Regions from separate parts of the Homo sapiens genome. Here regions 2 and 3 are each linked to region 1. A link is a loop called in an ENCODE intact Hi-C map of the cell type or tissue named here. Cell type or tissue: endothelial cell of umbilical vein. All regions are shown on one strand.

Region 1 (8,000 bases):
TATATGTACATATACGTGTGTATGTGTGTGCGTGTATATATATATATATATATATATATATATATATATATACACAAAACTTTTCTTCATACATTAATCCATTGATGGACACTGAGATTGATTCCAAATCATGGCTATTGCGAATAGTGCTGCAATAAACATGGGAGTGCAAATATCTCTTGGATATTCTGATTTCCTTGCCTTTGGATATATACCCACTAGTTGGATTGTTGAGTCATATGATTGTTCTATTTTTAGAGTTTTTTTCTAACTTTTATTTTAGGTTCAATGGGTACATGTGCTGTTTGTTAATATGGGTAAATTGTATGTCATAGAGGTTTGGTATACAGATAATTTTGTCAACTAGGTAGTCAGCATACTGCCCAATAAGTAGGTTTTCAATTCTCATTCTTCTTTCACTCTCCAACCTCAAGTAGACCACAGCGTCTGTTGTTTTCTTTTTTGTGTCCTTATGTATTCATTGTTTAGCCTCCACTTAAAAGTGAGAACATGTGATATTTGGTTTTCTTTTCCTGGTTAGTTTGCTTGGGAGAATGACCTCTGGCTCCATCCATGTTGCTGCAAGGGACGTGATCCCATTCTTTTTTAGGGTTGTGTAGTATTCCATGGTGTGTATGTACTACATTTTCTATACCCAGTCCACCATTGATGAGCATTTAGGTTGATTCCATGTCTTTACTATTGTGAATAGTGCTGTGATAAACATACACGTGCATATGTCTTTGGAATGGTAGAATGATTTGTATACCTTTGGATATTATACACAGTAATGGGGTTGTTGGTTTGAATGATAGTTCTGCTTTAAGTTCTTTGAGAAATCTTCAGACTGTTTTCACAGTTGCTGAATTAATTTACATTCCCACCAACAGCACATAAGCCTTCCCTTTTCTCCCTAACCTTTCTAGTATCTCTTATGTTTTAATTTTTTAGTAATAACAGTTCTGACTGTGTGAGATGGTATCTCGTTGTGGTTTTGATTTGCATTTCCCTAATGATTACCAATATTGAGCATTTTTATATGCTTTTTGGCTGTGTATATATCTTCTTTTGAGAAGTGTCTGTTCTTGCTCTTTTACCATTTTTTAATGAGGTTGTGTGTTTATTTGTTGGCTGTTTAAGTTCCTTATAGATTCTGGATATTAGAACTTTGTTGTTTGAAAATATTTTCTCACATTCTGTAGGTTGTCTGTTAATAGTTTCTTTTACTGTGTAGACGCTCTTTAGTTTAATTAGGTCCCAATTATCGATTTTTGTTTTTGTTGCAATTGCTTTTGGAGTCTTTGTCATGAAATCTTTGCCAGAGCTTATGGCCAGAATGATATTTCCTAGGTTATCTTCCAGGGTTTTTATAGTTTTAGGTTTCACATTTACGTCTTTAATCCATCTTGAGTTGATTTTTGTATATGGTTAATAAAAAGGGGTCCAGTTTTAATCTTCTGTATATGGCTAGCCAGTTATCCCAGGACCATTTATTGAATAGAAAGTCCTTTTCCCATTGCTCTTTTTTTTGTCTGCTTTGTCAAAGATGGGGTGATTGTAGGTGTGTGGCTTTATTTCTGGAGTCTCTAACGAATTCCATTGGTCTATGTGTCTATTTTTGTACGAGTACCATGCTGTTTTGATTACTATAGCCTTGTAGTACAGTCTGAAATCAGGTAGTGTAATGATTTCAACTTTGTTCTTTTTGCTTAGAATTGCCTTGGCTATCTGGGCTCTTTTTTTTGGCTTCATATGAATTCTAAGATACTTTTTTTCTAATTCTGTGGAAAATGTCATTGGTAGTTTGATAGGAATGGCATACAATCTGTAAATTGCTTTGGACCATATGGACATTTTAACAATATTGATTTTTCCTATTCATGAGCATGAAATGTTCTTTTATTTCTTTGTGTCATTTCTGATTCCTTTCAGCAGTGTAATTCTCATTTTAGATATCTTTCACCTCTTTAGTCAGTCATATTCCTAAGCATTTCATTCACTTTGTGGTGATTGTGAATGAAATTGTGTTCTTGATTTGGGTCAGCTTGGATGTTATTGGTATATAGAGATGGTACTGACTGTTTTTAGATTGATTTTGTATGCTGAAACTTTGCTGAAGTTATCAGATCCAGGAGTCTTTGTGCAGAGACTATGGGGTTTTCTAGGTATAGAATCATATCATCTGCAAGAGAGGAAGTAGTTTGACTTCCTCTCTTTCTATGTGGATGGCTTTTATTTGTTTCTCTTTTTATATTGCTCTGGCTAGGACTTCTCTATTTTCAGTTTTTTGAGTAACCTTCATACTGTTCTCCATAACGGCTGTGCTAGTTTACATTACCACTAACAATGTTTAAGAGTTTCTTTTTCTTGCATCCTCACCAGCACTTGTTATTTTTTGTCCTTTAGGTGATAGTCATTGTAACTGGGGTGAGATGATAGCTCATTTGGTTTTGATTTTCAAGTTATTGACAATTAGTGATGGTGAGCAGTTTTTTCATACACTGTTGGCCATTTGTATGTCATCTTTCAAGAAATATCTATATAGATGATTTGCCCATTTTAAAATGGGATCATTTAGTTTTTGCTGTTGAGTTGTTTGAGTTCCATGTATATTCTGGATATTAATACCCTATTGGATGAATCGTTTGCAAATATTTCCTCCATTTCCTCCATTTTCTTCTAGTAGTTTTATAGTTCCAGGTCTTACAGTTAAGTTATTTTGAATTTATTTTTGTATATGGCAAGAGATATGGGTCTAGTTTAATTCTTCTGCATATGAATATCAATTTAATTTTAATTTTAATGATGTTGTACCCCATAAAAAATTGTCAACATTTTCATTCTTTTGCAGACCGCAATTTATTTTGGTATACTCTCCTATTCTAACATGCAAAACATTATTTAAGTAATTAAAACAGCTTCTGAAATGTCATTCTGTCCACTAAATCTTCCTAGACTATTCAAATTAATACAAGCTTACAGTCATCCTAACTAATCAAGATAATGAGATTTCCTTTTATTATACCCATATCTCTCCTGTAGTAATGGAGAGTAATGTTTGTCTTTGAAACACTTCTTAAATTTATTCACCCAAAATTATGTACATAGAATATCTTACATTTTATTCAGTTCTTGATGTATGAATTTGTTCCATTGTTGGTATATCTTATAAATGTTTTCCCATGTCTGTGCTACCTCTTTGATGTCAGGAACTGTTTAAATAATTTTCTCTGAAAATATAAAAAATATATACAATTAAGTGCTTAATTTTTGGCTGCTTCTGTTCTTTATTAGTTATTCTTAGAACAAAGAATATGATATTCAGATACCCAAAATGTACTGAAAAGAAATATAAACTAGCGTGATGAGAATTTATTAAAAAAAGAAGTGGTCTTTTTTTTGGTGGGGAGGAAAGCCTATATTTTATACATAAACAGTAAAATTAATTTTATTACACTTGAGAGTTTTTATTTTTACCCTGGGAAGTTATGGTTCTTGTACTTCAATATGCATGAGAAAAATCTAGATAGTTATTAAAATTATAAACTATAAGATCCTAGCAGTAGCAATTTAAATGTATCCTAGAATGGGTTCCAGGAGTCCACAATTTCAGATTTTAAAATGTAGCTTCTTGCTATGCTTGTTGATAATTTTATATTTTCATTGTATTAGGCCATGTCAGCAGGTTGATTTATCCCATTATATGCCTGAAAAAAGATTCCTTGAAATTAGAATTATTATACCTCTTTCTTATTACCTTACATTACTGTTGCCATTTGAATAGCAAATTCATATAATATCATTTTACATTTTTATTGGAATTTTTGTCAAAAATATAAGGCATTCAAATTTTCTGCTTCATATACTCTGTGGGAGACATCAGTCACCTGTAATAGAGTGCATTGCTATGACCTTTTTGCAATTTTGCAATGCAATTTACTGTGAATACTACTGTATCATTTTATAGGTTCCAAATAGTCTTTGAAAAGGAGTTATCAGGGCCACTTGTGACAAGAATGTGATGTGCAACAAATAAAAACTTCAGAAGTAGCTAGTTTTTCTTGATACTGGACAGCAGATGGGGGTGTGAAGCTATGTAGAAAATAAACATTGTTTCAGTAGGAATATAACACCAGAGGAGGGAGAGTTCTTTAAAAAAATTGAACATAGTTTATGGAAACGTTCTCTCCTCCTCCTCATTTTCCCTTTCATACCTAACATATGAGCCAATTGTCTTGTTCAGTTTCCTATAAGGTAATATCCCTTTCTTAACAATAACACTGTACCATTTTCAATAACTTGTACACTACCCCTTTCTCTTTCAATTCCCATAATTTTATACATTTCCTAGGACTAGAAGATTGTAGTATAAACACGTGGTTATCAGAATTAAGTCTTGCTTTCTACTTAGAACTTTTTTCTTTTTTATAAATGTCTAATACTTTTATATATTCAGTACTTTTTTATTACACTTTAAGTTCTGGGATACATGTGCAGAACGTGCAGGTTTGTTACATAGATATACACGTGCCATGGTGGTTTGCTGCACCCATCAACCTGTCATCTACATTAGGTATTTCTCCTAATGCTATCCCTCCCCTATTCCCCCCACCCCCTGACAGACACCTGTGTGTGATGTTCCCCTCCCTGTGTCCATGTGTTCTCATTGTTCAACTCTCACTTATGAGTGAGAACATGTGGTATTTGCTTTTCCATTCCTGTGTTAGTTTGCTGGCAGTGATGGTTTCCAGCTTCATCCATGTCCCTGGAAAGTACATGAACTTAAGCTTTTTATGGCTGCATAGTATTCCATGGTGTATATATGTGCCACATTTTCTTTATCCAGAATATCACTGATGGGCATTTGGGTTGGTTCCAAGTCTTTGCTATTGTGAACAGTGCTGCTGCAATAAACATACATGCTCACGTATCTTTATAGTAGAATGATTTATAATCCTTTGGGTATATACCCAGTAATGGGATTGCTGGGTTAAATGGTGTTTCTGAGTCTAGATCCTTGAGCAATCACCACGTTGTCTTCCACAATGGTTGAACCAATTTACACTCCCACCAACAGTGTAAAAGCGTTCCTATTTCTCCACATCCTCTCCACATCTGTTAAAACCTGACTTTTTTTTTTTTTTTTTTTTGAGATGAAGCCTTGCTCTGTCACCAGGCTGGAGTGCAGTGGCACTATCTTGGCTCACTGCCACCTCTGTCTGCAGGGTTCAAGCAATTCTACTGCCTCAGTTTCCAGAGTAGCTGGGACTACAGGCACGCACTGCCACCCCCAGCTATTTTTTAAATTTATTTATTTTTGTATTTTCATAGAGACGGGGTTTCACCATGTTGCCCATACTGGTCTCCAACTCCTGAACTCAGGCAATCTGCCTGCCTTGGCCTCCCAAAGTACTAGGATTATAGGCGTGAGCCACCGTGCCCGGCCATTTCTCACTTTTTAATGATCATCATTCTAATTGGCATGAGATGGTATCTCATCATGGTTTTTTGATTTGGATTTCTCTAATGACCAGTGATGATGAGCTTTTTTTCATCTGTTTGTTGGCCGCATAAATGTCTTCTTTTGAGAAGTGTCTATTCACATCCTTTGCCCACTTTTTGCTTGGGTTGTTTGTTTTTTTTCTTGTAAATTTGTTTAAGTTTTTTGTAGGTTCTGGATATTAGTCCTTTGTCAGATGGATAGATTGCAAAAACTTTCTCCCATTCTGTAGGTTGCCTGTTCACTTTGATGATAGTTTCTTTTTCTGTACAGAAGCTCTTTAATTTAATTGGATCCCATTTGTCAATTTTGGCTTTTGTTGCCATTACTTTTGGTGTTTTAGTCATGAAGTCTTTGCCCATGTCTATGTCTTGAATGGTATTACCTATGTTTTCTTCTAGGATTTTTATGGTTTTAGGTCTTACATTTAAGTCTTTAATCCATCTTGAGTTAATTTTTGTATAAAATGTAAGGAAGGGGTCCAGTTTCAGCTTTCTACATATGGCTAGCCAGTTTTCCCAACACCATTTATTAAATAGGAAATCCTTTCCCCATTGATTGTTTTGTTAGGTTTGTCAAAGATCAGGTGGTTGTAGATGTGTGTGGCATTATTTCTGAGGCTTTTCTTCTGTTGCATTGGTCTGTATCTCTGTTTTGGTTCCAGTACCATGCTGTTTGGTTACTCTAGCTTTGTAGTATATTTTGAAGTCAGGTAGCTTGATGCCTCCAGCTTTGTTCTTTTTGCTTAAGATTGTCTTGGCTATAAGGGCTCTTTTTTGTTTCTATATGAAATTTAAAGTAGTTTTTTTCTAACTCTGTGAAGAAAGTCAATGGTAGCTTTCTGGGAATAGCATTGACTCTATAAATTACTTTGGGCAGGATGGCCATTTTCATGTTATTGTTTCTTCCTATCCAAGAGCATGGAATGTTTTTCCATTTGTTTGTGTCTTGTTTTATTTCCTTGAGCAGTGGTTTGTAGTTCTCCTTGAAGACAGAACTTTTTTCTTTATACTGGATTTATACATGTGTTCATATAAACTTATATTTATATGGGTATATTTTTAGAAGGAAAATGTAATAAATTTGTATTTGGCTCTAAACAGTATTTCTTTATAAAAATATTTAGTGAGAACAAAAAATGACTATTTTATTTTGTTTATAATGTTATCTTTGCTTAAATACCACCTTACCTGCTTTGGTTTTATGTAGCACACTTAAGAAGGCAGAAGCCTTATTAAGTCACACATCTTGCTTAATAAGGAACTAAGAGAGAGTTAGTTTATGTAGGTAGAACTGAGGTTTCAGAAATTTTGTCACCAGTAGTCATCTGGAGACACTGTCTCCATATGTCTATTATAACTTGAAAGTACTGAAGGGGTTTTATACATGACTTGAGAAAGAAAACATAAATATAGAAAACAAATGAATGGACATTGCTATGGTTTTGCTCTGTGTCCCCACCCAAATCTCATCTTGAATTGTACTCCCGTAATTCCCACGTGTTATGGGAAAGTCCTGGTGGGAGATAGTTTGAATCACCGTGGGGTAGGGGGGTTCCCCGATACTGTTCTCATGGTAGTGAATAAGTCTCATGAGATCTGATGGTTTTATCACGAGTTTCTCCTTCTGTATCTTCCCCATTTTCTCTTGCTGTAGATATGTAAGAAGTGCCTTTTGCCTCCTGCCATAATTCTGAGGCCTCCCCAGCCATGTGGAAATGTAAGTCCAATTGAATCTCTTTTTCTTCCCGGTCTTGGGTATGTCTTTATCAGCAGCATGAAAACAGATATAATACAGCATGAATACAGACATAAAAATTACATGTAGTTTTCATAAAGTTAAACTATACTTAATTATATGCAACAAACTGAACATTTCAGTGGAATTCTGATAGATGTTGTCAATTCCACCTTCTTGTACACTGGTGAAAACTCATAGCCAGCTAGTTCTTGGAAAGTACATTAGTGTGATTTGGTTCCAGAATAACTTTATCTGCATTTGTATAGAAAGATTCTGCAGAACTTTTATAGGTAAGTACTACACTAAATGAAAAGACTAGCAAGTTTGGCAGCAGGAAACCTGGTCTTCTCTGTATTCTCCTTTACAGTATTCATCCCCTTCTGACCCATCATTTCTTTGTATGTTTAATGCTACTAAAGCTAATTTATAGCTAGATGAGGTTTACATAAAATGGTATGACATGTAAAGTAATTATTGAAATGCCTGATGCATAGCTGGTTCTTAGCAAATGATAGCTGGTACTATGATGAAATTAGTGATGATCACCTATAATTACAAAAATGTTTGTTTCTTTAAATCAAGTCTTAACCTCAGAAAAATTATTGTATCTCAAATTGGAGGGCTTATTTTTAATCTTTATCCACTGTTTTAAAGAGATTTTTACCCTCTAATGTTCTCTGCTAAATAACTATTACACAGTCTTACTACTAAAGGTATCATTTCTTCGCTCCTGATACCTTTGCGACCCAACTTTTGGCTC
Region 2 (8,000 bases), 1.1 Mb after region 1:
TACCTCACAGTTATATCAAAATAAAGTACAGAGAAGTTCTAATGAAAATATATATTTAAATCAAAATAATATGGCTGAGACAGATTTAGTATCAATTCAGTAAGTGCCAATCAATTATAAAAAGAACTTTTTCTTTACTTTTTAAAATTACTATTGTCTATGAACTAGAAAAATTCTGAGTTCACTTTCTCTGTTGAAAACACATCCCTGACTACACTTTCTGTCTTTTCTCTCATATAAGTGAAATTTAAAAGTAACTAAAAACACTAATCACCTACAATGAAAATACTAAACATGTATTGAATTCATAGAGAAGCATGCATAGGACAAAACTAATGGAGAAATATCTTGATGTCATGAACCATTGTTCGTGATATGAAGATAGCAACGTCATCTCCTGTAGGAGACAAACCTAAGGTGGGCAACAGCTCATAGCCAGGGGAACTCTGTAGGGCCAATGAAACCCTGTTGATTCTAAGCCTTTTTTCCCAATATGAAAAGATATTTTTCTACGAATTATGAGACACATAAACAGTGGAAGATATGTTCCAACTGTACTAGACCAAACTTATTGAATTCTTCCTGGAAGTTAGCCAGATGTTAAAAGCACCCATATGGCCTGATGATTAACTGCCATCCAGAGAAGCAATTGTGCAGAACCTCAAGAGAATGGGTTCATCTGATTGGATGACCTGATTTCCTTTTGGGCTAGCAAGTCTTTCAGTAGCTAGACAAGACCTTCAGCCCATCTGCTGGATATTTCCCTGCAAATTCCAAGGAAAGCAGTTCTCAAAGGCTTAGTACAAACTAGGGAATCATTAAAGAGCCTCTGCAACTGCAAGACAAAATTTATCACCAAACTATGCCTTTACATTTTTCCTTTTCATACAATTTTATTTTTTCCTGAGTGATTTATTTAACTTATTAAACTAGATCAGGTCTTTCCTAGGCACAGAATTATAAAACATCAGGAACTACCTGCTGTAATGATTCCTTGTCTCCAGCAGGACTTTTGACATTTCCATAATAGTTTAAATAAATGCCACTTGATTGTTGAGGACCTGCCTTTATGTTTGCCAGATGTGAATGTGTCTTTATTAGTGCAAGCAAATCAACCAAACCAAAATTTTAATCTGTCTAATCAGCTACAGTTCTTTACATAATTCAAACAAACATTCAAGCTCTAAGAATACTAGTGTTCCTGTATTTCTGACCAAACAAACATCTGGATCTTAACCTGAATTATTAAAACAAAATATAGACACAGAATACAGTTTTTGAATGCTGTAGAGATTGAGGAAACCGTGGCCTGCAGGCCAAACCAGGTCTACTGCCTATTTTTGTATAGCCTACTAAGAATTTTTTTACATATTTAAATGGTTACTTGTAAATAGTTATAAAAGTACCTACATAATATCCTCATTTTTGTCTGTTGGCCTAGAAAGATTAAAACATTAACTATAGGGCCTTTACAAAATAGTTTGCTGACCTCTGCTATAGAACATCAAAGTTTATATTAGAAAGCTGTCTTTGGCTCTATGACTTTATTCCTGAGTGCTACAGCTGTAAAATCCATGCAAAATACACCCAGACTAGCAGCTATACAGCCTAAAACTACTGATTTCAAAGTCCCTGCAAAACAAATTACAGGCCTTCTAATCGGAGAAAATCCATGCTCATTCTACCTAGAGGCCAATATAATGAAAAATCACCAAGTAGTACGTGGACTCCATCGCTCTCAAATTCTTAAAGATTCAGTTATACTTATTTTTATTCTCCAGGACTAGATTCTGTAATAGGTCCTCTTAATAATTGATTTCTGTGAACTCCTTTTTCTATGGTTTATCAATGTAGGAAGTGGGGAAAGGAGACAGATGATTATCATGACATCCAAGCAACTCTCTCTGGTCATGATTATTAGAACCATGTTTTGTTGCTCCTTTCCTATGTCTTATCAGCCATGAGCTTTTAGGCTTATACTCAAAGGTATTATCATTTGATATTTCTTCCTAGCCCAGTATCCCAAAAAATCCATTGATTTTTATCTAGTTTTTATAAAGGACCAAACACTTTTTTATTTTTATTGTGAATTTTGGTTTGCTTTCTTAATAGATACCACTTTTGCAAGAGTACAAGACCTGTCTTGAATTGTTTAGCTAATAAAAACAAGAGCTATAATTAAAACAGCACAAAAACAACCTGGGATATGATAGGTAGAATTGCTCCAGACATACATACAGGCCATATCATTTAAAGTGTTGAGCAGAACCAGGATTTAAACTCTACACTGATGTCAGGTAGAATGTTAAAAATAGAATCAAATTGAATTATCCAACTCCCTAACACATACATATCCTAATAACTTATATTAGTAACAAGACACAGTGATGTTTACAATTCATATTCAATTTGGAGCTTAAAATATTTAAAAATTGAAGCAAATTATATGACGATGAAGCCTAAAATGTAGGACCACTAGGAAAATCTGGGCCTGTTTTATATGCATAATGAAGAGATGACCTTCAAAAAAGAAACAGAATATATTAAATCTAACAAGATAACATTATTTAGAAAATACTTGAATATGTGTAACTGCTTTCATGCCCTTGGGAAAAAATGTAAATACAACGTAGGGCAATCAAACCAATTTTGTTGCCATCTATGAGACAATCTCAACCTTACCAACATTAACTAGCCTAGATAGATACCAAATACAAGAAAATAAAACAAGATTTAAGATTCAAAAAGAAGTTTGAGACTTAGAATTGGCTGAAAGGTCACACATTTTATCACTATATGCTCATTTAATCAGCCACCAGTTTCTGAGCATGTGGAAGTGGTAATAGCAAATCTTTTCCAAGTGATCTCCTATATTTAGATGCTTTCTATTCCCTACATCAATAAAACAAAATGAGGAGAAAATCATTCAGGAAACAAGTTGCTCACACGGGCAAGTAAACTGTAAGAGACCTCATCAAACTTTAACCGCTATTTACTATTGAATTGCCAATGACACTTGGTGCCTCACATTCAATATTACACTTCATGGAATGTGTCCCTGTCTTTTGATAAGTGAAAAAGTAGTCATTAACCACAAAGAAACAATCAACTTGCCAACAGGGTGCTGCTCCGAATCTTAACAGGAAGAATTAAACATTCAAGTGGAAAATTTCACAAGATAAAAGGAAGAGTGCCACCTTCTGTTCTCCAAAGGAATGCTGGATTCATTTAAAAAATAAAAAATAAAAAGAAAGAAGAAAAAAGAAATAAAAGAAAAAGAAAATAACCAAGTCTTGAGCTCCAGCTGAGATTCTATTGAAATTATCTGAAATATTCCAAAAGAAAAAGGATTCTGCTTTAGAAAAATCATCCCCAAATCCTGAAAAATTATGTATTCAATAAAAGAAAGGTGATGACTGCCTTTCTTATACAAGTAACGTGATTCCATGTAACCCTATTTTTCTGTAAATAAAATACAACAGGACAATGTCTTTGTTTCCAGATCAGATAGTAGGAGACACCATTAGTGGTCTTTGCAACACCACTACATCACAGGTAAAGTTTCTACTTTATAAGAGTTCCCCTTCCTTAAGTTATCTGCTTTTTTCTTTGTTTGTGTGTTTTTTTAAATCAAAAAATATTCAATCCTATGAATAATAGGTACCACGTTTTCTGGAGTTCAAACTGATTCCTCAATTAAACACTGATGCTTATGATCAGAGCAGGTATATTTATCGTTATATTATGTAACCTGAAAGGGAAAAAATGCTTCACAGTGATTTTAATGAACCACTAAAAGATATTTCTTACACAGAAAAACACTCTTTTAAATATAGCTTTCTTAGTCTGTGTAATCATCAAGGTCATGAATGGGGTTTTTTACAAAAAGCTTTGAAAATAATTAGGTTGCTCTTTTGAAAATGAAACTTTGAATTTATGATATATGTGATATAATTATATTTGGCCACAAAAGAGTAAAGTGTGTGTTTATATCACCTGTATTTAATTACCTATACTCTCCCTTTAGCTGTGTGCTACTGTCTAGAAATAATAAACCATCATCTACAATTTTTAGCATTATTATATCTCAGTCTGCACTCAGATATCATTAATATTCAGGCCAGAATATCCATTGGCCATTGCCTGTGTGCTGCGCTATTGAGGTCCAGTGATCAAAATAATAAAGAACTGCGTGTTAACTGAAAGCAGAAAGTATTGGAATGCACTGCAGGTCAGAGAATAGCAAAAAGGGAGAAATAAAATGTTCAGTTTTGTTTACACTTATCATTGCAGAATGTGTACTTCTCCATGCACAGAGGATCATTCCAGGTAATGTTTTTAAGGGAATATTAATGTAAAAAGAAAAATACTGGAGAATTAGGGGATATCACAAATTCAAAGGCAAGCGTTAGTTTGTGGTTGCCTTTGTATGGAGACAGTTACTTCCATTCTCTTTGCAAAGTGGAATTCCTACATCAAACGCACTAAGATCTCTTTCTTAACCAAATCGTAATTTTAGGTTTTATAAAACTTAGCTTCAACATTGTCCTAAGTTCCTCAGTCTTGGTTTATGACAGCAAAAAGAATCAGAGAACTCAAGTGTACAAAAATGTATTTAGCATAATTTCTATAACTTTGACACCATATAATAGCTTAACATAATAATCCTGGCTTCATTTAAACATAGGGTTTATCTCCCAGTGCCCCCCTACTTAAAAAGTACAAATGATTCAAAAGAAAAAAATAAGAACTTTATTTAAGATACATACCCAAAGAGGATGAGAGAAGGCAACAGCAAAAAGAGAAGATAATTTTAAAAGCTATAAAGCTAAAGGACATGGAAAAATCTAAAACGCCCAGCAGTAACAGAATCTTTTTAAATTGTGGTCTAATCAAGCTATGGCACACTCTCACAGCAATGAAATGGATGAAATGGATTACAGCTACACACAACAGCATAAATGAACCTAATGATCGTAATATTCAGCAAAGAAGTAAGACCCAAATGATTATGTATAATCTATTTCCACTGATGTCAAGCTCAAAAAGGAGGCAAAACTAAAATATATTGCTTAGAGAGGCATTCATAGGCGGCAAAAAAAATACAAATGGAAGCAAGAAAGTTATTCACAAAAATATCGGGAGAGTGGTTGTTTTCAAAGGAGAGGGTAGTAAAATCACAATGGAATACATACAAGGACTTTTTTAGAGGCAGTAATGTATTACTTATTGACTCAGATGGTGGTTAAACTCCTATCACTTTAACATTGTTTGTTATGCTACACATGTATACTTTATGCTCCTTTCTATATGTGTGTTCTTTATCCTTATGTAAGGGCTAAAAGCAAAGGAGACAGATAAACGCAACAAACCAAAGCAAGCTAAAAGCTTATGACTGAGGGGCAGAGAGAAGAGATATGCTGAAAAGCAGGATTATTCTAAGAGCATAACTCCAGAAAGATTCAGGAGTTGGATAGATCTGGTACTTCTGAAGGTAGGAATAAAGATGAAACTAGAAAAGGAAGTATTTGAAAGTCTATGTAAGAAACAATGCACCCCTAAATCCCACATGTATCTGTGTAGTCAGGTGACTTCCCTGATTCATGCTGCCAGGGGGCTGAAGGTTGGAACAAATAATTCTGGACTCAGAGATCCAGACACTGATGAGAAGAGGAGCATGTACTGAAAACAAGAGAATTAGATGAAAGAAAACTGGTGCATGAATGCATCATCAGTCTCCATCCCCAAGTTGGCTTCTAGAATGCTGGCAGACAGGTTTATTTACTTCCACTCCCGGCCCAAGTAGGAGATGAGAAAGTTCTCTTGAAAAAGTGATAGCTCAAGAGAAAATTCGGGGTGCCCCAACAAAACAGAGAACTCTCTATTAATCACCCTGAGAAAAACCCAAGTCTAGACAAGTTTTGTTTAAGAACTACAGCTTCCAGTTTTTTAGGTTTTCACACTTAGAAATTACCAAGAATCCCCAAAGATTTGAGAAAAATCCCCTTCTAAAAAGGAAAAAATAGAATGAAGAAAGCAAACACACAAAAAAGAACTCAGAGAAAAACAAAAATAATGAAAAACAAAACAGGAGGAAACTTCAAATACCTATAATTAATATCCTCAGAGAAATAGAGAAAAATTGCAGCTGTATAATAAAATGGGTGAATTTTATAGCATATAAATTATACCTCAGTAAAGGCCTTTTAAAAAAACATACAAATAGGTTATGATTAAAATTAAACTTCAGAAAAATAAAAGGAATTGAAAAATTAAAAATGCAATGGAAGGGTTGAAAGATAAAATTGAGATCTCTAAGACAACAAAGCAAAAGTCGAAAAAATGAAAACAGGAGAGAAAACATTTTAAAATTAGATTACTGGAGGATTTCCACATCAGACTAAAATCTGACAGAACAGAGAAAATGCAGGCAAGGATATTATTAAAGAAATCATAAAAGAAAATTTCCCCAAACTGAAGGACATATCCTCAGGACCAAAATAACAGTAATAATAATAATAATTCCATAAAAAATTCCCCATAGCTTCAAATACCAGCAATAAAGTAGCGCCAAAATTTCCAAAGGAAAAAAAGCAGGGCACATAAAAGAGACTGAGATTCAGACAGCATTGGACTTTTTAACACTGAATATAGATGACACCAGAGTAGTGCATTCAAAATTATAGAAAAAGTATGTTTCCAATATAGATTTCTTTAGCCAGCCAAATATATGTCAAACATAAGGGTGGTACAAAGACATTTCATGCACTTTATGTCTTAAAAAGGTATTTCTCATTTATCTTGTATTAATAAACTACTAGAGGATATGTTCCGCCAACATAGGGGAAAAGAGTGAGGAGCACAGGGATTCAAGTAATAGGAGATCCAAAAGAGGGAAGTGATAGGATTTCTAGGGATAATGGTGAAAGAATATTTCAGGATGAGTGCAGACCCAGAGAGCATGTGGTCCAGATTAGAACAGAAAACAAAACTTTTAGAAAAAGACACCTCATATGTATACACCATGGAATACTATGCAGCCATAAAAAGGAACAAGATCATGTCCTTTGCCAGGACATGGATGAAGCTGGATGCCATTATCCCCAGCAAACTAACACAGGAGCAGAAAACCAAACACCACATGATCTCACTTATAAGTGGGATTGGAACAATGAGAACATGTGAACACAGGGAGGGGAACAACACACACTGGGGCCTGCTGGGGGGTGGGGGGATGGGGAGCATCACGACAAATAGCTAATGCATGTGGAGCTTAACACCTAGGTGATGGGTTGATAGGTGCAGCAAACCACCATGGCACATGTTTACCTATGTAACAAACCCACATGTTCTGCACATGTATCCATGTATCCTGGAACTTAAAATTTAATTTAATTTAATTTAAAAAGAAAAAGACACCTCAAAGGAAATATGAATAAGTAAAATTCATAGTTCATTCAATGTGTTGGAAGGGCTTGAGAGAAGAGTGATATTTTAGGCAGAGGCATTGGGATAATAAGTATCCTGGTGATAAATATTTCAAAAACAAAGCGAATACTAAAAGGTATTGATACTCATATTTCTTACACAAAGGAAGAGAATTAATACAGATAAGTCAAAGAAAGCAAATGAAGAAATGGGAAATTACCAAGACATTATACTTTTTAGCTTCAAAATGTATGAAATGGCCCTAAAAATGTAAACACTGAATTTAGATGTAATCAATGATATAACTCTAATAGAAAAATTGAGAAGACGAAATGAACGAAAATTAAATACTTATATCTTATAGTATGAAGTCCACTAATAATAACCATTTCACTTTCCTTTGGTTTTGAAACAAATTACCACAAATTAAGTAGTTTCATCAACACAAATTTAGTATTTTATAATTCTAGAGGTCAAAAGTTCAAACCTTCAACCAAGATATGCTGCAGGGCTGTGCTCTTTTCTGAAAGTTGTAGGGAAAATTCTTTCCTTGCCTTTTTCAACTTCTAAAG
Region 3 (8,000 bases), 1.2 Mb after region 1:
ACCCTTTTTCCATCCTAATAAAGTTAGTATGGCATTGAAAAGAGATTATCATTCTTATCTTTATCACAAAACAGAAATAATAAATATTCAAATGGAAAAAATAATTTTGGCAGCGGGAGAAGATTTACAAATTGTCCCTTTATCTAAAGAACCATACAGTCTCTTTATTCACAGACATACCTGTGTGGAATTACTGACAGAATAACAGGAAAATATGATAAAATCATCATCATCATCTATACTTGAGACTGGCCAAAGATATTTGTCTCTATCTCAGTGTAAAAATCTCAACACAATCAAAATGTTGTAAGGTTTTTTTGTGTTTTCTGTTTGGTTTGGTTTCAGAATAATGCATCTTGTCCACCTAATGTAATGGAAATCAGTGATAAAATGTTAAAGTGAAAATTGAAAATTCAAATTTAATTTTAAAAATTTATTTCTATTTTTAATATAACTAGAAGATCAAGTTTTCTTAACACCATCAATCACATTCTCTTTGGAACACCAAGGTCCAACCCTAATGTGGGAACTTAGGAACCAGTCCATCTCTTTGCCAGTTTGGTGGCCTTGGGGAAAAAGTTGTCTGTTAGCTTTCTCTCTATATCCTTTGCCCTTCAACTTTTCTCCTCCATTATTTACCCTGAGAAACCTGGCAATTTCTCTATAAAAAAGAAGTGGTCATGATGGAAATATTCGATGTGCAAGACTAAAATCTAATAATAGAAAAATTGGGGCATTATGAGTAACTCATAACCTAGGAACTAAACAGGAGTAAATTGAGGACAAAATGACTGAAATACATGAAAACAAATGGCCGTAGTCCATGGATATATTTTTAAGGACTAAAAGAAAATAACGCTTCTAATCCCATCTCTCAGTATTCTTACAACTAATACTCAGTTATTGAGCATGTCTTGCAACATTTAGATGTGTAAGGAAGGAGATACAAGTGGCTCCTGTCACACTCTGGCCAATGTTTAGTGTGTTTTCAATGGCAGTCTTTAGGGACACTGGTCAGCTCCCTCTGGCATCTCTTTTACATTAATGAAAAATAGTAGATGCCATGTTAGATTAGAAACCCCTCTAATTAAGAAATACAGAAGAAAAGAAGGAGCATCCATGACTCTTGAGCAATGAATGCCTCAGATTTTATCTATAACTGGGTAGTCTGAACTATATTACTTAAGTTTACTTAGCAAGTAAAGGATGAAATTTGTTTAATCCATATTTTTGCTTAAAGAGAGGGCAATGAGGACAGTAAAATCCAACCCCTTCAACTTTACCAAGCCACAGAAAAACACCAAACCAGACTAGAAAAAAGTGTAATCCCCCAATGTAAATCATTAAATTTCTAGATTTATCTCCTATATGGAGAGAATTTAAGAATACACATGAGGATAACTGCAAAATAATGCAGCAGCACTTCCAAATCTAATGAAATGTTATTTTAAGTGTTTTATAATATGGTTATATAGTATATAACAAGATCTAATTTGCATATAAAACAAATGTGTTTATTTGCAATATGTTATATAATAATTTTATCCTATTATAGTTTTCACTTTGGCAACAAATATACTTAGACACATTTATTACTATCCAGAGGTCTAAATAATGTTCATTGAAATCTTGGGCATAATAGAATGCCTCAAATAAATAGTAGCAAATGCAGAGCTTTATGACCAAAAAAGAAATAAATTAATAAATTAGATATACCTGAAAAACATATTTAATACACTGGAAAGATACTGTGCTGTGAACACGCAACTTTAGAATTAATAAAACACTGCACATACCCCAAACATCTTTATGTAAAACCAAAGCCTGTGATAACTAGCCCTGAAGACATTCATGCATACCTGTGCATATTATATCTTGCTGTAAGTGAAAATTAGTTACTCATATCATTTAGCACTATCTGAAAGCCTGTTTTTTAGAAAGAAAATAGGCACACTCAAGCAAGCAGATTATAGATAACAACAGAGTTCCTTTTGGTTATTCTTTATCTCCACTATTATAGGTCTTTCTCACTCAGTTCATTCTTGCTGGGTAAGGTACGAAGGGAAGTAAGATAAACAAGTCCTTTTCCAAAGATGTTCACTTGCTCTAAAAGCTATCATGAATTTAATTAAGTGCTACCCACCAATTCTCTGACCACTTTCTTAAAAAAAACCTTAAAAAGCTGCTTAGCTTTTATATAAATGTTTAGAGTGTCCCAGATCTACCTTTAAGAAAGGCCAAGAATGTCTCCCACATTCCCATTATTGGTTTGTCTGTGTTTGAATTCTAAAGACTCTCTAATTTTCAAGGCAGCCTGCCACCACCAAAGAGAAAGAGAGACAGAAGATAATATTAGGAAGAAAAAAAGGCAAACAACCTCAAGAAGAATTGAAAAGAATGAGAAGACAATTGCCTAGATGAGCCTTCCTTTTTCTTTTACTTTGAGATTATTTATCTCATCTTTACTCAGAATCTTTCCTTCCTTGTTATCTAATTTCCATTATATTTACTTTTGGCCATGAGATGATGTCTAGTTAATCTTCCTAGTATATACATCTATGTCAGGTCATTAAATTATATCCCTTGGCCTGCCCTGCCTAACACATTCCTCCACAAACACAATAACCTCAAAGTATTACTTAGATTGGGAAGCTAAGACCCAAAGAGATTGAGCTTTGGCCATTGTCTTAAATGTTTACTTCTTTGTTTGACGAAATATTGGGTTTTTTATATCTTGCACATATTGCCAATTAACCCTAACACAACACCAGTAAACTAGTAAGCTCTATCAAGAGAGACGCTCAAGTTTCTCTGGCGGTCATCCAATGAGTATTTCCTTTTAAGAGAAGTTTCAATGCTGTCTCAGTGTTAAGACAAAAAGAAACAGGAGGAGAAAGATTGGCAACTCAGAAATATTTTCTAAGTATCTCAGATAGCAACAACCTCATTAGTTATTTCTATTTCTGATTCTATTAAATCCTTTTTAAAATTTTAATGAAAAAACACAGTATTTAGGATTTTTGCCTAAAGAATGTCCTATATGAATCCTTTCATTTTATTTTTCTCCTAGAAGTAAAACAATAGTTCAAACTGAGAAAGGAACAGAAATGAGACCCATATATAATGGCTTTGTCTTCTCCTCAACATTCTTCACCTTTATCTGTTGAATTTTTCTGAAAACTACTGATTTAAAACATGTAACTTGCCCTTTTACTCCCTCATTCTTTTGTATCTGTATTTCTTTCAACACATTATACATTGTTGCACATATTAATTGTATTTTTTTAAAAAAATCTATGAGAATAAATGTATTTTTGATTTAAATATGTTCTTTTCCATCTCTAGTTTAAACCTGTAGGCGATGCATTGTGATTAGTTATCTGAAGTAAGCAAATGAGCCTTTGGAGCCAGCTCCTTATTCAACAGGGAGAGATTTTTCAGGACGGTGATAGAATTGATAAACTATGGGACTGAGGACCTCTGCTGGCTGTTTTGTGAAGTGATTTTTTTTTTTTTTTTTTTTTTTTATTTAACTGTGATGATGAAATTATCCTATTTAATCTAAATATTCCTTTTTACTGAGAATTCTTTAATTGCCATCCAAAAACCTTATTCATTGGTTCAGTCTCATTGTAAAAATCTGAGTCTTTAATTTCCACAACAGTTGCTTTACCTTTTGGAAAATAATACATGAAAGTTAATATTATTGGATGAAAATATCATTAATATTATTGTTTTAAAGCAAATTAAACTTGTTCATGAATAATGCCTTAATTTTTCTTTAAAGTGATAGCTGCATATAGATGGATAGCTAGATGGTAGATAGATAGATAGATACTGGTTTATGTGTAGAGTATAGACACATCATTACAGTATAGAACATAGAATTTAGTATAAAATCAAATAAAATGTTATGAGAATAACTACAGATATTTCTCACTTTTCAGAAACTAGAGTTTTTTCATATGTAATGTATACCTAGATAGCCTTGGAAGCCAGGTTTTATCTAAATGTCCTGTACAATTATTTTAAGCTTGAAACTGCAATTGCACTGATCACCTTTCACTCCACTTCACCACTACTACTCGCCTGTGCGTTAATTCTATTATTTATAAACTCATAGATTGTTATGACTGAAAGAGGCCTTATAAGTCACATAATCTAACCCTTTTATTTTACAAGTAAAATATCTGAGACTTATGGAGGTGAACAGCAGCCTCTGCCTGTTCTTGCCAAGTCAGGGTGAAATGAATAAATAACTCCCAAAAAATTCTCATGTTCCAGAGGGATATTGCCTCAATCAGGAGAAAGGAACAGCAGATTTGAAGCCCTGGGCTACAATAACCTAGTCTTGTTATGAATACAGGAAGACCTAATCCAAGCCTGATTCCAAGAATTCAAGCTGGTAGGAAGAAGTTTGGAGCCAGGGTCCAGAAGCAATGATAATTGTAACTGACATTATTGAGCACTAAACATATGCCAGACAGGCACAGTTCTAAGCACTTGATATTGGATAGCTCATGTAACAATCGCAGCAATCCTGTGAAATGGGTATGGTTGCTAGTACAATTGAGGAAACTGAGGCACAAAGGTTGAATATTTGAATCCCCCTTTATAGACCTTAAGGGACCATAGAACACTAGATTTTTAAATTCTGACTTAGTCTAACCTTCGCTGTTCACAGTTTATATGAAGTTATTTGTCTCACACTTCTGTACTCAAAGCAAAGATGCTGGCCTTGTAAATGCCAGTACTGTCCAATGAAGATGCTGGCCTTGTAAATGCCAGTACTGTCCAATGTTCTCACACGATGGCACACATAGAAAATCATATTGTATGGCACATGGGCATAAAAAGGGGAGCCTTCGCAAGACCAGAGGTGACCAGCTCCAAGAATTCAGCCTCCCAGACCTCACCAAACCTCCGAAAGAGTGTAAAGGAATCAATATCTAAAAACATCTATGCCAAATTCCTAGCTTACCAGTTGAGAAGCCCTGGCTCAGAGTCCTCCAATAAATAAAGTATAAATTGACCTTTTGGCTGGGCACAGTGGCTCGCACCTGTAATCCCAGCACTTTGGAAGGCCAGAACGGTGGATCACTTGAGCCAGCAGCTCCAGACCAGCCTGGCCAACTTGGTGAAATCCCATCTCTACAAAAAAATATGCAAAAATTAGCCATGTGTGGTGGCTCATGCCTGTAATCCCAGCTACTTGGGTGGCTGAGGCACGAGAATCTCATGAACCCTGGAGGCAGAGGTTACAGTGAGCTGAGATCGGGCCACTGCACTCCAGCCTCAGCGACAGAGCTAGACTCTGTCTCAATCAATCAACCAATCAATCAATAAACTGGCCTAGGATACTAGTGCTTAACTTTCCTTCCCACCGCTAGATCCACTTAAAATTCTTACTGCCTACTATTAGCGCCCACTTACTACAGATTTAAACCATCACCTCCCAAATCTTCAAAATGATAGTTACATGTATTAGTTATTGATTGCTGCATAACAGATTAATCCAAGCTTAGGCACTTAAAGGAGAAGTATTTATTATCTCACAGTTTGGGTGGGTCAAGAATTCAGGAGCAGCTTAGCTCAGTGGTTCTGGCTTAGGATGTCTCACGAGGCTGCAATCAAAGTGTCAGCTGGGGCTGCAGTTATCTGAGGCTTCACTAAGTCTGAAGGATCTGCCTCCAAGCTCAAGCACAGAGTTATTAGCAGGAAGCTTTAGCTCCTCACCACATGAGCCACCCATGTTCCTCATATAACATAGCTTTCCCCACAGCAAGTGATATGAGTAAGAAAGAAAGAACCCCAAATGGAAATTGCAATCTTTCTATCACCTAACCTCAGAAGAGACACTTCTGCTGTATTTTATTGTCACAGACCAGCTCAGATACTACGTGGGAAGGAACTACACACAGGGGTGTAAACACCAGGAGGTGGGGTCATTGAGTGTCATCTCAGAGACTGGCCACCACCCTAGTGTTCGACTGTCCACTTTGTTACAAGAACTTTAGGTTTGTATTTATGTCATTTAATTTTTACAACACTGATATAAATCTCTCCATTTTATGGCTGCAGAGACTAAGACCAAGGGCAGTTAATTGCTCAAGTTTACACAGGTAAGTGGCAGAAAAGAATGCCAAAACAAAGCCTATTTGTCTCAAGGCTCACATTCTTTTCAACTTTTTACTCTATTTCCATGCTATGCTTGTCTTTCCAAATCTCAATTCTCCTAGCCCCCAATTTCATATATATACCCCCCTTCACCTCCTTTTCAGTTCTGAACATCATTCTATATTTGGTCCATTCTTGCTGCCAATTCCAAACTCTCTAGTAACTTAGATCAACAGCACTTCCTTAAACATATTTAATTCCATCTCATTATGTATCAAAATATTATTGTAACTTTAGTAATAGCTGTTGGTAAAAATACTGTACAAGAAAAAGGTGTAAAAATGTTACAGAACAAACTTGAAAAATATCATTGTTTCATTCGTGTGTTCCACTACCGGTAAACATAGGCTAAGGTTTCAATTAGGAGGGAGAATGAAGCAAAGTGGAGGTTCCGCTGATTTGATTATCATTTGTTTCCTGAAGACAAATAGAAGACTGTTGATTAAACAGATGAGCAACAATCTACAGGATAAAAGTGGGCCTGCAGAATGTCAGGTGGCCATATAGGTTTTCACTTCAGAAAAAAGCAGGAGTCAAATGTGAAACATTGTCTCACTTCCTTACACTTCCGTTTATTAACTAGACCAAATGGTTCTTTTACTGAACTGGACTGGTATTTATTCATTAAAGGAATATCACCACTTGGAAGAAACCAATCTGAAAATTTTCATGTATATCCTTCCAGAATTTTCAAGACATATATTAAAATATTTATAATCTTTTTTACAGTAATAGAATAATATTATCCCTAGCCATTTGTAGATTACATCTCCCATTTAACAATATATTGGGAAATTAGTTAATTGTGAATAAGTAGAGATATATAACAATTATTAGTGGTTTTATGGTGTTGCATTATATAGACTTATCCTGATTAACTAATTTCTACCAATAGTCATCTAGGTTTTTCTGATTTTTTTATACTCAAAAATTATGCCATAATACAAACACACACATTGCACTTATCTGACTATTTTTTAATAAATTTCTACAGGTACAATGGCTGGCTTAAAAGGTATGCATATGTAATTGTTTGATACAAAATGTCAAATTCTAGAAATAGTGTACAAATCACATAGCACACTAAACTACCTATTATATATATTTTTTAATCTTGATCTTGGAGTCAAGTATATATGAACACTTGTATGCCTATAATATTTATAACTTGCCTTTCTATTTACATAACTGTTAAAATGACAATATTTCTTTCCAACTTCTAAGTAGCCTATTAACAAAATATTGGTAACAAGTGTGCATTTTATATGACTTTCATAATGTTTATAAACCAGCTGTTGTTGCTTACAAACTGTTGATAAATAAAACTACAATACCCATAGTGGCTAATTGTTGAGTAGAATAACCTGATCAATGATTTGTTTTGCACCTACCTGCCTTAAAACTTGAACAGAGTCACTGATAGAGAAAATACTTACTCACGGAGGGTGAAACTGTTCTTTCCCTCTCCTATAGAACTTTTATAGTTACTTTGGAAGGTAAGTGGTATTCAAAGTTAAATATACTTTTATTCAAAATTTGATTTTTTAATACACTTTTATTCAAAAATTGATTTTGTCTCAATTTCTCCATTGGCACTTGAATAATAGCTGCCTGGCAGAAAAATAATGTGATATACATTAGATAATTAGTAAATTCCCCACATACAAGTTCCAGGCACTTTATACTATTGTAATCACAACCTCATTATGAGACAAGTAGGAATATTATGAAGAAGAAACTGGTGTGACAAAAATGTAATAGTCAGTGGTAAAATTACCAGAAAAAGAAAACTATCATAACTTAGATTTTCCCACTTCATACTT

The links. Hi-C counts contacts between places; a loop is a spot of excess contacts. Peaks named below come from ENCODE experiments on the same cell type or tissue, not always from the same donor. Only the 100,000 strongest peaks of a DNase experiment are listed, where the experiment ranks them.
Region 2: a loop joins it to region 1, with 14 times the contacts of the local background. A loop is called at or near these places in 4 of 110 quality-filtered maps.
Region 3: a loop joins it to region 1, with 9 times the contacts of the local background. A loop is called at or near these places in 7 of 110 quality-filtered maps.

Annotation. Positions count from the first base shown.
Region 1 is chr5:100,308,091-100,316,090 of GRCh38, reverse strand. No RefSeq gene overlaps it. Among named protein-coding and RNA genes, the nearest start is that of FAM174A-DT, 220 kb to the left of the region's middle. In endothelial cell of umbilical vein, no CTCF peak of the experiment used is centred here; a DNase peak (open chromatin) is centred at 4,090.
Region 2 is chr5:99,164,622-99,172,621 of GRCh38, reverse strand. No RefSeq gene overlaps it. Among named protein-coding and RNA genes, the nearest start is that of CHD1, 240 kb to the right of the region's middle. In endothelial cell of umbilical vein, no CTCF peak of the experiment used is centred here; a DNase peak (open chromatin) is centred at 3,071.
Region 3 is chr5:99,100,205-99,108,204 of GRCh38, reverse strand. No RefSeq gene overlaps it. Among named protein-coding and RNA genes, the nearest start is that of CHD1, 180 kb to the right of the region's middle. In endothelial cell of umbilical vein, a CTCF peak has its summit at 3,457; DNase peaks (open chromatin) are centred at 2,754 and 3,434.